2 separate regions of the Homo sapiens genome follow, and region 1 is linked to region 2. The links are chromatin contacts, found by Hi-C or POLR2A ChIA-PET in ENCODE. All regions are on one chromosome and are shown on one strand. Each heading gives the region's core, a stretch centred on a gene start or an enhancer-like site at or near the end of the contact. The rest is flanking DNA. Distances are from core to core; before and after follow the strand shown.

What was found. Hi-C counts contacts between places; a loop is a spot of excess contacts on that map. ChIA-PET counts read pairs that join two places held with the same protein, here RNA polymerase II (POLR2A). Pooled maps may share reads with other maps.
Region 1: a pooled map shows a loop between it and region 2 (2.1-fold over the local background). The contact joins two enhancer-like sites. A Hi-C loop is called at or near these places in 1 of 50 pooled maps. POLR2A ChIA-PET finds 5 or more read pairs at or near these places in 6 of 52 experiments (GM10248, HEK293, HepG2 and 3 more).

The regions. Positions count from the first base shown.
Region 1 is chr19:4,138,666-4,146,594 of GRCh38, forward strand. No RefSeq gene overlaps it. Among named protein-coding and RNA genes, the nearest start is that of CREB3L3, 11 kb to the right of the region's middle. RefSeq lists an enhancer at 7,147-7,441. Within about 2 kb of position 1,940, at least 3 of the 41 ENCODE cell types and tissues checked have a DNase peak (open chromatin) inside an H3K27ac peak, as active enhancers do.
Region 2 is chr19:3,949,165-3,956,288 of GRCh38, forward strand. No RefSeq gene overlaps it. Among named protein-coding and RNA genes, the nearest start is that of MIR637, 8.8 kb to the right of the region's middle. RefSeq lists an enhancer at 2,199-2,968. Within about 2 kb of position 2,335, at least 11 of the 41 ENCODE cell types and tissues checked have a DNase peak (open chromatin) inside an H3K27ac peak, as active enhancers do.

The DNA of each region.
Region 1 (7,929 bases), core at 690-3,189, 190 kb after region 2:
GAAATAGGCCACAGATAAGATGCCAGGAAGAGCCACAGAGATGAAAAAAGTGGGGAAGGAGCTTAGGTGCAGTGGTTCATGCCTGTAATCCCAGCACTTTGGGAGGCTGAGGTGGGAGGATCACTTGAGTCCAGGAGTTCCAGGCTAGCCAAGGCAACATAGTGAAACCTTGTCTAAAAATTAAAAATAAAGGCCGGGCATGATGGCTCACGCCTGTAATCCCAGCACTTTGGGAGGCCAAGACAGGCGGATCACCTGAGTCAGAAGTTCGAGATCAGCCTGCCCAACATGGTGAAACCCAGTCTCTACTAAAAGTTACAAAAATTAGCCGGGCGTGGTGGCAGGTGCGTGTAATCTCAGCTACTCGGGAGGCTGAGGCAGGAAAATTGCTTGAACCCAGGAGGCGGAGGTTGCAGTGAGCCAAGATCGCACCACTGGACTCCTGCCTGGGCGACAAGAGCGAAACTCTGTCTCAAGAAAAAAGAAAAAAGAAAAGGGAAGGAAGGGGATAGAACTGTGGAAGCAGAGAGTTGAGGAAAGGTTGGAGTTTTAGTTTTTGTTTTGTTTTTTTTGAGACAATCTTACTCTGTCACTTAGGCTGGAGTGTAGTGGCTCGATCTCGGCTCACTGCAACCTCCACCTCCTGGGCTCAAGTGATTCTCCTGCCTCAGCCTCCCGAGTAGCTGGGACTACAGGTGTGCACCACCACGCCCAGCTAATTTTTGTATTTTTAGTAGAGACAGGGTTTCATCATGTTGCCAAGGCTGGTCTCGAACTCATGAGCTCAAGCAGTCTGCCCACCTCAGCCTCCTAAAGTGCTGGGATGGGAGGCGTGAGCCACTGTGCCTGGCCAAGGTTGCAGTTTTAAGAAGTCTGTTGGGGTGAGTCTCATTGAAAAGGTGACATTTGGGCAGAGGCGGGAGTGTACCCCACAGATATCAGGGAAAGGTTTTGAAGCAGAGGGCACAGCCCATGCAAAGGCCCTGAGGCAGGAGCACGCTTGGTGTTGGAGGAGCAGTAAGGAGGCCTGTGTAGCTATAGCAGAGTGAGCAAGGGGGAGAGAAGGAGGAGGGGAAGATGGGGAGGGGGTAGGGGTAGAGGACAGGGCAGATCATGCAGCACATTGTGGACCATAGGGAGGACTTGGGCATTGACCTCCAAGGAGGTGGGAGCCATAGAAGATTTCCGGCAGAGGAGGGACAGGCTCTGACTCCGGTGCTCACGGGCGCCCTCTGGTGTCTGCTGCAGGGAAGACAAGTTTGCAGGACGAGAATGGGAGCTGAGAAACCAGGGTGGAGGAGAGTGGGCTGGTCCAGGCCGGCTAAGGAGAGGCTGCGCCAGGTAGAAGGATGCATTTTGAACATGGAGCAGACAAGACTTTCCTGGTGTAGAGTTTTGCAGGTATGAGAGAAAAACTCAGGGATAAGAAATTTGGACCTGACCCCTCTGGAAGGATGGTGCTTCTGTTTGTAAAATGGGAACGACAGACCAGGCGCGATGGCTCACACCTGTAATCCCAGCACTTCGGGAGGCCGAGGTGGGCAGATCACCAGAGGTCAAGAGTTCGAGACCAGCCTAGCCAACATGGTGAAACCCCTTCTCTACTAAAAATAGAAAAAAAATAGGTGGGCGTGGTGGCGGACGCCTGTCATCCCAGCTACTCGGGAGGCAGAGGTGGGAGAATTGCTCGAACCTGGGAGGCGGAGTTGAGATGGCACCACTGAACTCCAGCCTGGGCAACAGATCGAGACTCCATCTCAAAAGAAAAAAAAAAAAAAGAAACTTTCCCCATGGCAGAAGAAAGACTGGGAGGTTAGGTAGTTCCGGCTGCAGTAGAGAATGTGAGTTTCTCATAAGATCCTCTAGAGGGAGCCGGGAGCTAGGACGCAGGTCCAGCCTCTTATCCGGAGTCCTCCTCGTATCCCCCATCCCCCAGCAGGATGGGCCTGGGTGGGAAAAGTGGTGGGGTCAGCAGGGGTGGTCTTTGTCTTTGCAACAGGGAAGGCCCTGTCTACCCTTCCAGAGTTGGGGGCTTGGAGGAGAGGGGATGCCAAATTCGCACAGGGGTTAGCAAACTTTTTCCTAAAGAGCCGTATAATAAATACACACACACTAAATAAATATATACACAGTTTAGGCGGGGTGCAGTGGCTCACGCCTGTAATCCCAGCACTTTGGGAGGCCGAGGCGGGGGGATCACTTGAGATCAGGAGTTCGAGACTAGCCTGGACAACATGGCGAAACCCAGTCTCTACTAAAAATACAAAAATTAGCCAGGCATGGTGGCGCGTGCACCTGTAGTTTCAGCTACTTAGGAGGCTGAGGCAGGAGAATCGCTTGAACCCAGGAGGTGGAGGTTGCAGCGAGCTGAGATCGTGCCACTGCACTCCAGCCTGTGCGACAGAGACTCTGTCTCAAAACAAAACAAAACAAAACGAAAAAACACACACACGCACACACACAAAAAACCACCCAGCTTAAACTCTGTCTGTTGCAGCTCCTGAAATCTGCTCTCGCAGTTTGCAAGAGGCCTTAGATAACCTGTACGCAACTGGGCATGGCTGTGTCCTAATACAGTTTTATTTTTAGAGGCTGAAATGAGAATGTCACATAATTTTCTGTGAATGCTACCGCTACCATGAAATAATTCTTTTTTTTTTCTTTTTTTTTTTTTGGAGACGGAGTCTCCCTCTGTTGCCCAGGCTGTAGTGCAATGGTGCAATCTCGGCTCACTGCAACCTCCACCTCCCGAGTTCAAGCGGTTCTCCTGCCTCAGCAAGACTCCATCTCAAAATTAAAAAATAAATAAACATATAAATAAAAGTTGCCTAATCTAGAACCTCCTACAGGCAACAGTAGCTGCCTGGAATTTAACAATGTTGTTTATTTATTTATTTATTTATTTTTTGCTTCTGTTTCAGGCACCAGATACTACATTTCTTTTTAATTTACTCTAGCATTATAATGTTTCCTTTTACAAAAGTTGTTGAGAAGGAGTCTTGCTCTGTTGCCCAGGCAGGAGTGCAGTGGCGGGATCTCGGCTCTCTGCGAGCTCCACCTCCTGGGTTCACACCATTCTCATACCTCAGTCTCCCGAGTAGCTGGGACTACAGGCGCCCGCCACCATGCCCGGCTAATTTTTTGTATTTTTTTTTTTTTTAGTAAAGACAGGGTTTCACTGTGTTAGCCAGGATGGTCTTGATCTCCTGACTTCGTGATCCACCCACCTCCGCCTCCCAAAGTGCTGGCATTACAGGCATGAGCCACCACGCCCGGCCAACCTTCATTTTTTTTCAATAAATTTATTTTAAAAAGAAAACTTTGTAACAGGATAATAAATTGAAACCAATAATGGATACCCAAAATAGAAGGGAACTGTAAAAATACATGCAATGGCCGGGCTGGCGCAGTGGCTCACGTCTGTAATCCCAGCACTTTGGGAGGCTGAGGCAGGTGGATCAACACAGGTCAGGAGTTCAAGAGCAGCCTGGCCAACATGGTGAAACCCCATCTCTACTAAAAATAAGAAAAATTAGCTGGGCACGGTGGCGGGTGCCTGTTGTCCCAGCTACTCGGGAGGCTGAGGCAGGAGAATCGCTTGAACCTGGGAGGTGGAGGTTGTAGTGAGCCGAGATCACGCCACTGCACTCCAGCCTGGGCTACAGGTGAGATTCTGTCTCAAAACAAAACAAAACAAAACAAAACAATAACAATAACAAATAAATAAATGCAATGTTTACTGTTCTTAAGATTATTATTATTTCTTTCCTTCTTTTATTTTTTTGAGACAGTCTGGCTCTGTCGCCCAGGCTGGAGTGCAGTGGTGTGGTCTCAGCTCACTGCAACCTGCACCTCCCAGGTTGGAGCAATTCTCCTGTCTCAGTCTCCTGAGTAGATGGGATTACAGGCGTGCACCACCGCGCCTGGATAATTTTTGTATTTTTAGTAGAGACGGGGTTTTGCAATTTAGGCCAGGCTGGTCTTGAACTCCTAACCTCAGGAATATCCTCCTGCCTTGGCCTCCCAAAGTGCTGGGATTACAGGTGTGAGCCACCACGCCCAGCCTGCCAGGGATTAAACATTAACGTCAATATTTGAGCTGGCAGGGGCTTTATATTACCTTCACATCTATCCCCACATTTCATAGACCAAGAAACAGTCTGGGAGAGAAGCAACTCTCTGGCATCACAAGTTTGCTGCTGAGCTAGGGATAGGACTCTCTTTCTCTCTCTTTTGAGACAGGGTCTTGCTCTGTCACCCAGGCTGGACTGCAGTGGTGCCATTATATACCACTGCAGCCTCAACCTCCTGGGCTCAAGCAATCCTCCTGCCTTGGCCCCCTGAGTAGCTGGGACCACAGGCATGCACCATCACACCTGGCTAATTTTTGTATTTTTTGTAAAGATGGGATCTTGCTGTGTTGCCCAGGCTGGTCTTGAATTCCTTGGCTCAAGTGATCTGCCCGCCTCAGCCCCCCAAAGTGCTGGCATTATAGGCATGAGCCACCATGCCTGCACCCCACCCCAGATTTTTTAATTAGCTGAGCTAGGTGGCATATGCCTGTGGTCCCAGCTACTCAGGAGGCTGAGGTGGGAGGATCACTTGAGCCTGGAGTTTGAGGCTGCAGGGAGGCCTGGGTGACAGAGGGAGACCCTGGCTGAATAAATAAATAAATAGCCTTGCGCGGTGGCTCACGTCTGTAATCCCAGCACTTTGGGAGGCCGAGGTGGGTGGGTCACCTGAGGTCAGGTGTTCAAGACCAGCCTGGCCAACGTGGTGAAACCCCGTCTCTTCTAAAAATACAAAAATTATCCAGGCATGGTGGCTTATGCCTGTAGTCCCAGCTACTCAGGAGGCTGAAGCAGGAAAATCGCTTGAACCCAGGAGGCAGAGGTTGCAGTGAGCCAAAATCGTGCCACTGCATTCCAGCCCAGGCAACAAAGTGAGACCCTGTCTCAAAAAAAAAAAAAAAATAGTAGGGTTACATGTTGGGAAATTTAGGTACAGAATCAGATACGCGCAGGAAGGTAGATAATGTGAAGTGAGACTCAGGGAGAAGGAAGCATGTATCGGCCAAGCAGAAAGACCTCAGAAGGAATGAACCCTTGGCCACATGTGGTGGTGAACGCCTGTAATCCCAGCTACTTGGGAGGCTGAGGCAGGAGAATCGCTTGAACCCGGGAGGTGGAAGTTGCAGTGAGTTGAGATGGCACCACTGCACTCCAGCCTGGGCAACAAGAGTGAAACTCCGTCTCATAAAAAAAGAGAAGGAATGAATCCTGCCCACACCTTGATCTTGCAGACTAGATAGGGAAGCCCAGGGATACTTCAGTTCTTGGGGCCTGGAAATGCTGTCCTCCTCAACCCCCAGGCCAACCCCGGTAGGGTGGAGCGGAGGAGACACCCCCTGCCCCTGCCCTGTTTCCTCCTCCACCAACGGGAAGGATGCCAGTGGGGGCCTCCTGTGCCTCCTTTTCCAGGTGAGAGGGTCCGCTGTGACCCTTGGACCTACCAGCCATAAAGCAATCACCGGGAGGAGGTGGTGGCGAGACTGGGAGGTGCGGACTGGACTGAGGGGTGTGGATCAGGAGATGAGACGGGTTAGGTGCTGACTCTCGGTACCGTCCTGCAGACAACCTGTTCCCCTGAAACTGGTGGACAGACTTTCTTTTTTTCTTTCTTTCTTTTTTTTTCTTTTTCTTTTTGAGACAGAGTCTCACTCTGTTGCCCAGGCTGGAGTGCAATGGCGTGATCTCAGCTCACTGAAACCCCTGCCTCCTGGTTCAAGCGATTCTCTTGCCTCAGCCTCCCAAGTAGCTGGGATTACAGGTGTGCGCCAGCACGCCCAGCTAATTTTTTGTATTTTTAGTAGAGATAGGGTTTCACTATGTTGGCCAGTCTGGTCTCGGACTCCTGACCTCAGGTGATCTGCCTGCCTCGGCCTCCCAAAGTGCTGGGATTACAGGTGTGAGCCACCGCGTCCAGCCTATTTACTTCTTATACAGGAATGGTTTCATTCAGCATCTTCCTCTCGTGGGTGGGGAGTGGGGAATGTCTCCTCAGTCTTGCTCCCTGTTGGATCCCAGCACCCGGCACACAGCAGGTGCTCAATAAATAACAGTTACAGGAATGAATGAATGAATGAATTCTCAAGCACAGTGTCCTCCATTCTTTAAGAAGGGCAGAGCGAGTCCCCCAAACTCACAGGATTTGGAGGCCCTGGCTCCAGTGTTCTGTCTTCACCCACCCCTCTGAGAGCAGAGGCTGGAACTCCTGGGATCCACCCAGGACATCAGAGGAGAGTTGGATGCCTGGAGGGTCAGGTCCTAATCAATGTCATCGCCCGTGAGGCCGGCCAGAGTCCCCCTGTGGCCTCCCAGCCTCTGGCTGGCCCCTGGCACACCCACATCACAAGGGTTTTACTCACTGCCTGGCTGTATTACAAGGGAGGGAAGGGGAGGAGGGGGAGGAAAAGGAGGAGGAGGAGGAGGGAGGGAAGGGGAGACGGGAGAGGAGAGGAAGGGGAGGAGGGCAAGAGGGAGGAGGAGGAAGGGAGGAGGGAGGGGGGAAGGGGAGGAGTGGGAGGAGGAGGGAGAAGAGAGGAGGAGGGGGAGGAGGGAAAGGAGGAGGGAGAGGAATGGGGAAAGAAGGGGAGGAGGGGAGGATGACGGGGGAGTGGAAGGAGAAGGAAGGAAGCACGGAGGAGTGGGAGGAAGAGGAGAAGGAGAAGGAAGGGAGGAGGGAGAGGAGAAGGGGGAGAAGGGAGAGGTGGGGAGGAGGGGAAGAGGGGGAGAAGGGGGAGGTGGGGAAGAAGGAGGAGGGTGAGAGAGAGGAGGAGGGAGGAGGCTGAGGAGGAGGGAGAGGAGGGAGAGAAAAAGAAGGAGGGAGAGGAGTGGGGAAGGAGGGGAGGATGAGAGAGAGGATGGGGAGGGGAAGGAGAAGAGGGAAGGGAGCAGGGAGGAAGGGGAGGAAAGAGAAGGGGAAGAGGAGAGGGAGGAGGAGGGAAAAGGCCAAGGAGGAGGGAGCAGGGAGGAGGAGGAAGGCAAGAGGAACAGAATGGAGAGGGAGGAGGGAGAGGAGGAGTGGGAGCTGCTGCCCTCCTGGACCCACTCACTTTTTCCACCGGGAACTGGCCCACAAGGGTGGTGCTCAAGGACCCCAGGGCAAGTCCCCCCGACCCCGCATCTGTAGCAGGGGACCTGGGTGTTGTCAGTTCTCCTGCCTGACTCATGCAATGGCCAAGTGAGTCACATCCCCTTATCAGCTCCTCTGTCCTCCTGTGCAGAATGGGGACTGTCCTTACGATCAGAGCTGTGCAGAGGCCAAAGGGCTAAGGCAACCAGGAAGGGACAGCCGGGCATCCGCTGGGCGTCACGGGACTGCAGTCAGATAGATTTCTTTTTTCTTTTTTTTTTTTTTGAGACGGAGTCTTGCTCTGTCGCCAGTCTGGAGTGCAGCGGCAAAATCTCAGCTCATTGCAACCTCTACCTCCCGGGCTCAAGCCTCCTGAGTAGCTGGGATTACAGGCATGCACCACTGCGCCCTGCTAATTTTGTATTTTTAGTAGAGACGGGGTTTCACCATGTTGGCCAGGCTGGTCTCAAACTCCTGACCTCAGGTGATCCTCCCACCTCGGCCTCCCAAAGTGCTGGGATTACAGGCGTGAGCCACCTCACCTGGCCAGAAGTCCCTTTTTAGCGCTTTCCGTGGGAATGCTCCCACATGTGGTTCGTCCTTTATCCCTGGCTTTACACATGAGGAAACTGAGGCAGGGGGAGGCAGTCGTTTGCCCACAGTCACAGGGGGGCAAGTGGCAGAGCCAGGATTCTGTCCAATAGACCATGTAGACTTTTTTTTCCTTTTTGAGATGGAGTCTCACTCTGTCACCCAGGCTGGAGTGCAGTGGTGCAATCTGGGCTCACTGCAACC
Region 2 (7,124 bases), core at 1,085-3,584:
CACACCACTGCACTCCAGCCTGGGCGACAGAGCCAGACCCTGTCTCAAAAACAAACAAACAAAAAATCCTGCCCCGCTCCCTTGAGGTACCTATCGTGGGCCCAGGAAGGGACTGAGAGTCCAGGGCAGGCACCAACCATCACACAGAGGCCCCCATGTTGTCGCGTGGCTGACACTTCTCTGGGCCAAGTCATTCCCGGAGCTTGAGGAACTTGGCTGAGGGTAGCCTGGCTCTACTGAAAGTCCCCTGCCTGGGGGCCTCCCTCCTTGACCCTTGCAGGACCCCAGGTGACAGGCAGCCCATGGAGTCTGTGGAGGGCAGAGGACCTCGTTGGAAGCTGGCCTTCCGAGCTCCCGTGCGAGGGCGGGATTCTCGTGCCCACAGTGGGGTCCTTGGTTTGCAGCTTCTGAAGCCTTTCCCTGTGAGGGGTTGGGGAGGGGTGTCTCAGGGTTCCCGGGGCCTGGGACAGACAGGCAGGACCCCGCTGTGCCCCTGGCTCAGTGGCTTCTCCAGCTGGGAAGGCAATCTTTGGGGGGTTTTTTTGAGGCAGGGTCTCACTCTGTCACCCAGGCTGGAGTGCAGAGGCACCCTCATCGCTCACTGCAGCCTCAACCTCTTGAGCTCAAGCAATCCTCCTGCTTCAGCCTCCCAAGTAGCTGGGACTACAGGGCGTGCCACCGTGCCCAGCTAATTTTTTTATTTTATGTAGAGATGGGATCTGTTTCCCAGGCCAGTCTCGAACTCCTGGGCTCAAGGAAGCCTCCCAACTCAGCCTTCCAAAGTGCTGCGATTATAGGCGTGAACCACCTGGGTCATCAGGAAGCCAGTCTGCAGCCCCCTCCCTGCCTGGGAGGCACTGGAGGGTGTGTGCGCAGACAGATGGACAGTCCCTTCCATGGAGAACCTGAACTCCCTGCCCTGCCCTGCCCGCTCCCCTGGGACCACCCAGCCCTGGGACTCTGCCCTCAGGCCCTTCCCCAGAAGTCCTGCTGGCCATGGGAAGAGAGAGGCTGAGACCCACCCGGATGGAAGCAGAGAGGCCCTGGGAGGTGGGGGGGATGAGGTTTTAGTGCCGGCCTCCCCCCAACTCTATTTCAGGCACCCCCACCCCACCCCCAACCATCTGCCACTCACATCAAGTAGTAGTCAGCCGGCCCCTTAATCAGCAGTTACTCCGCTGGCGCCGCCCCCCGCCCCCCACCCCAGGGCCCTACCAGGGCCAAAGCTGTCACCTCCAAGGCCACCGAGCTTGGGTGCCCCAGACTCCCTGCTGCCAGGGCCTTAAGGGGGTGTCCTTGGGGCCAGCTGTGGGCCCAGCTAGGGCCTGGGGGAGAAGCAGGCTGAAGAGGCCAGACAGGATCCACCCTGCACATTCTGGGGGAGCTGCGGGCTCCCGAGAAATGGCCTTGTCTCCTCTCTGCCCCCGTTAAGCTTCTGCAGCATTCAACGAGGTCGAGAAACCACTGAGCTTCCGGGAGGACGAGGGCCCAGCCCCCTCCAAGGTAGGGGAGGGGGTGACAAGGTGGGGGTCCAGCGGCTCTCCAAGCAGGGAACCCGTGAGGTGCAGTCAATCCAAACAGGGCTCATTGAGGACATGGCCTGTAAGTTCTCCCCTAAAGGGACCTTCAAACTATGAAACCCCAGAGAGGGGCGGGAGACCCCAGGACAGCCAGGGGTTGGGGTGGGGAGGGGGCCGGAGGGAGGGAGCCCCCACCTCCGTCCTCGCCATTCGCCTCCCCCCACTGAGGGAGCCACAGCTGTGGCCACATCATCGCAAGACACACATGCATTGTTGGGGTCACCCGGCCTGCGGCGGGATCCCCGGCTCTGTCCCCTTAGATAAGGAGAAGCAGTGAGCAGGCCCAGCCCCCAAACAGCTCAGCCGCTGCCTCCTCCTCCTCTTCCTCCTCCTCCCCACAGCCATCTTCCCTGCTCCTTAGGCAGGGCTGGGCCTGGGCTGTCCTGGAGGCCACCGAACCGCCTGGGACAAGTAGGTACCACCCCGGATCTGTGCTTCGGACGTCCTTTGAGGGGGGATCTCATTTCACCACTGTTCTGTGTCTGACTTCCGGCCGCCGAGCGGGGGCCCGTGTTCTGCACGAGGCTGACCAGGGGGACGGGGGGAGAGATGGTTTTGGTACTTACTTTTCTTTTTGTCTCACAACAGGGGGGTTAAGGTTCTCGGGGGCTGAAGGAGCCGCTTGGGGCTGGCAGGCCTGGCTTTATAGCGGCTGTCACCCTGGACCTGGGCAAAGGCACCGTGGTTATTAATAGTGACCGCAGTTTCATGCCCGTGTATGGTCAAGGCCACGGCAGCTGCGGGCTCTGCTGGACTCAGGCCTCCTCCCAACACCTGCTCCAGGCCCTGACCTGGAGGCGCCAGGCAGCGCTCGCCCCACCCAACGCGACTTGGCAATGACTAAGTCTGAGACCCTAGAATCAAACAAGACTCATAGTTGGGGGCCCTCCAGAGGGTGCCAGGCCCCGCTGCAGCCCTTCCTTCCGCCCTCACCACCATCTTGGGAGGCAGATGGAATCGCTGTCCCCTGGGGAGGGGGAAATGGCAGAGAGGCAGCACCGTTTACCAGGAGCAGAGCCAGGATGTGCTTCAACCCAGGACACATTTTGCAGACAGTGTGTAACTAAATCCAAGCTGCGGCGCAAAGCCTCAAATGCGTGTTCTGTGTCCTGTGCTGCCTTTGCTCAGCCTGGGGAAACCGGGAGGGCCCCGATGGCCTCCTCTGCTCCTGCAGGTGCGTCCCCTAGGCAAAGAGCCCTCCATCCTCAGAGGGGGCTGGGCAGGGTCCTGCTTCTCCTTGAGTCACTTCTGTTCCCTGCTAGCCCTGGAACTCTTCTGCTTTCCTCTTCTCCCCTTCTCCTCTTCTTTTCTTTTTGAGAGAGTCTCACTCTGTTGCCCAGGCTGGAGTGCAGCAGCACAACCGTGGCTCACTGCAACCTCCGCCTCCCGGGTTCAGAATGATTCTCCTACCTCAGCCTCCTGAGTAGCTGGGACTTCAGGTGCCCACCACCACGCCTGGCTAATTTTTTGTATTTTTAGTAGAGACGGGATTTCACCCTGTTAGCCAGGTCGGTCTCAATCTCCTGACCTTGTGATCCACCCGCCTCGGCCTCCCAATGTTCTTGGATTGCAGGCGTGAGCCACCGCACCCGGCCTCTTTTTTTTTAGACGGAGTCTCGCTCTGTCGCCCAGGCTAGAGTGCAGTGGTGCAACCTCGGCTCACTACAACCTCCGCCTCCTGGGTTCAAGTGATTCTCCTGCCTCAGCCTCTGGAGTAGCTGGGATTATAGGCGCCCGCCACCACACCTGGCTAATTTTTTGTATTTTTATTAGAGACAAGAATTTCACCATGTGGTTCAGGCTGGTCTCGAACTTCTGACCTCAGGTGATCCACCCGCCTCGGCCTCCCAAAGTGCCGGTTCTGTTCTTTTTTTTTTTTTTTTTTTTGAGACAGAGTTTTGCTCTTGTTGCCCAGGCTATAGCGCAGTGGTGCGATCGCAGCTTACCACAACCTCCACTTCCCGGGTTCAAGCAATTCTCCTGCCTCAGCCTCCCGAATAGCTGGGGTTACAGGCATGCACCACCACGCCCAGCTAAATTTTTTATTTTTACTAGAGACAAGGTTTCTCCATGTTGGTCAGGCTGGTCTCAAACTCCCGACCTCAGGTGATCTGCCCACCTCGGCCTCCCAAAGTGTTGGGATTATAGGCGTGAGGCACTGTGGCCGGCCTGCTTTTTTCTTTTCTTTTCTTCCACCCCTCCCTTGCCCTCTCCTCCCCTCTCTTCCCCTTGCCTTCTCTCTTCTTTTTCTCTTCTCTTCTCTTTTTTTCTTTTTTCTTTTCTTTTCTTTTCTGACAGGGTCTCACTCTGTCACCCAGGCTGCAGTGCAGTGATATAATCACAGCTCACTGCAGCCTTGACCGCCTGGGCTCAAGTGATCCTCCCGCCTCAGCTTCCTGAGTAGCTGGGATTGCAGGCATGAGCCACCACACCCAGCTAATGTTCTAATTTTTTGTAGACACAGGGTCTCCCCAGGTTGCCCAGTCTGGCCTGCAACTCTCGGGCCCAAGCAATCCTCCCGCCTCAGCCTCCCACAGTGCTGAGATGACAGGCGTGAGCCACCGCACCCGGCCTGAAATTTTCTCAACAGGCCGATCATCTCTTCTCTGGGGAAGCGGAGGCCCCCTCACCCTCTCATTACTGCAAAGCCTGCCTCCCACGGTCCCTGGCTGTGTGCTGTGTTCCTGAGCGCAGCCCAGAGTTGGGGGGGACCCTGCGTGGTGTGGGGTGTTCCCTCCCCCGCGACGTCTATCTTATCTGTCCAGCACCTGAGGTCCTGTGTTCAACCAGCCCCATGACCTTTCTCTGATGCCCCAGGGTTGAGTCACAGCCAAGCTATGGCCTGAACCCAGCTTGCCTTGTCCTGGAGGTCACGCCTGGCCCAGCAGCTGCAGGGGGGCGGGGGGGGGGACCCGCACGCGACAACCCTGCCCAAGAGCAGCAGCACGGACGCCCAGGACGCAGGCAGCTGCAGTCATCGCTGGATGCACAGGGATGGGCACCAGGCAAGAAACACACCAAGCCCTCACTGGCTCTCCCTGGCGCTGAGCCCTGTCCCAGGGATGTCTTTGAAAACTTGCTCCCACTGGCTGGACGCAGTGGCTCACGCCTGTAATCCCAGCACTTTAGGAGGCTGAGGCGGGCAGATCACCTGAGGTCAGGAGTTCGAGACCAGCCTGGCCAACATGGTGAAACCCCGTCTCTACTAAAAATACAAAAATTAGCCGGGCGTCATGGCGGGCGCCTGTAATCCCAGCGCTACTCAGGAGGCTGAGGCAGGAGACTAGTTCTGTCTCAAAAAAAAAAAAAGAAAACTCGCTCCCACCAGACAGACCCTGAGCCCCCCCCACTCCTCTCTGCCTCACTCCATCCCAGCCACTCCTTGGCTACTGGCATGACCAAGAGGTTGTCTGCCCATACATGGAGCCTCCCGGCAGGGCCTCCAGCTGCCGCCCCTCCTGAAAGCCGAATTCGACAGGCCAGATTCTGCAGGGGCGGTGAGACCACGGCTCGCCCCAGGGCGGGCCATGGGTGTTTTCTTGACCTAGAAATCAGACCAGTGACCGTCCCAGCCTGTGGGAGCTGAGGGCTGGAAACTGCCAGGGACCTGCCAGTGCCAGGTATAGTCACAGGGCAGGTCATGATATGCCCGTGTGAGCCAGACACCACGCTACTCAAGAGGCTCTCAGAGCTCCAGAGGTCAGGAGGCCAGAAGGAAGGTGCCAGCAGAGCCAGGCTCCCTCCTACCCCTCCAGATTCCGGTGGTGGCCAGTGGTCCTTGGCTCCTTGGCCGCACCGCTCCAATCTCTGCCTCCATCTTTTTTTTTTTTTTTTTTTTTGAGACAGAGGCTCGCTTTGTCACCCAGGCTGGAGTGCAGTGGCACGATCTCAACTCACTGCAACCTCCAACCTCCCGGGTTCAAGTGATTCTCCTGCCTCAGCCTCCCAAGTAGCCTGCCATCACACCCGGCTAATTTTTGTATTTTTAGTAGGGACGAGGTTTCGCCATATTGGCCAGGCTGGTCTCGAACTCCTGACCTTGTGATCCACCCAGCTTGGCCTCCCAAAATGCTGGGATTACAGGTGTGAGCCACCATGCCCGGCCTCTACCTCCATCTTCACATGGCCTTTCTCGGTGGGTAGGGGGGACAGGGATTCACTTTGTTGTCCAGGCTGGAGGGCAGTGGCACGATCATAGCTCACAGCAGCCTCAACCTCCCAGGCTCAAGCGATCCTCCCACCTCAGCTTCCCAAATAACTGGGACTACAGACGTGTGCCACCACGCCCAGCTAATTTTTGTATTTTTTGTAGAAACGGGGGTCTCACTATTACCCAGGCTGGTCTTGAACTCCCGGGCTCAAGCGATCTTTCTGTCTCAGTCTCCCAAAGTGCTGGGATTACAGCTGTGAGTCAACATACCGCGCCCAGCCCCCACGTAGTCTTTTCTTTCTTTTTTGAGACAGAGTCTCACTGTCGCCCAGGCTGGAGTGCAGTGGCATGATCTCGGATCACTGCAACCTCCCCCTCCCAGGTTCAAGCAATTCTCCTGCCTCGGCCTCCCGAGTAGCTGGGATTACAAGCACCTGCCACCACGCCCAGCTAATTTTTGTATTTTTAGTAGTGACGGGGTTTCACTATATTGGCGAGGCTGGTCTCGAACTCCTGACCTCAGGTGATCCGCCTACTTCGGCCTCCCAAAGTGCTGCGATTATAGCCGTGAGCCACCGTACATACCCAGCCCCCATGCAGTCATAAGGACTAGGGCCCACCCTACTTCAGCATGATGTCATTCTAACTACCTCCACATCCGCATCCTAACAAATTACATCTACCCTATTTCCAAATAAGGGCCTATTTAGGAATTCAGTATTTTTGTGGAGGACACCAATTGAGCTCTCACCGGACACCCTGAGTGGGGGACAGGGTGCCCCATCTGACCCTCTGCCAGTGGAACTCAGCCTCACACTGCTGTGGAGTGGGAATCCCGTAGAATTGTGAGCCCCTGAAGCTGCTGCACGCCACTGCCACCCAACGTGGATTCTGGGGTGTCCTTGACAAGACTGAGCACTCCACGGGTACCAGCCCCATCTCAGGTGCCCAGAGGAAGGCCAGAGACGGGGCTGGGGACTCGGGGCTCGGGGTCACCCCACTGAGGAAGGCTGGGCCAGAGTGTGGTTGCATGCTCCCAGCAATGGGAGCCCCCGGGGGTCCTGGTCTCCTGGTGTAGCTGGTCCGCCCCTCCCCAGCAGGGTTCATGTTCTGCTGGTTCCAGGAAAAGGGCTGGGAGTATGAGTTTGGGCCCTGCTGTGCTTCCGTGGACCTCAATTTCCTTGACTGACCAGAGGGGCTGACCTGAGAGGCCTCCTGGTCTTCTGGGGGCTGAGGGGGTGATGGTCCTGGCCTCCGGTGGGGTCCCAGAGGCCTCCGAGAGGCCAAGGCTTGATGCTTTGTGTACTAGGGGATGAGAAGCCCTAGGGGGTCTGGTAGGGAGTGCTGAAGGCTGTGACGATTAACCAGATTGGATGTACTAGATGTATTATTAT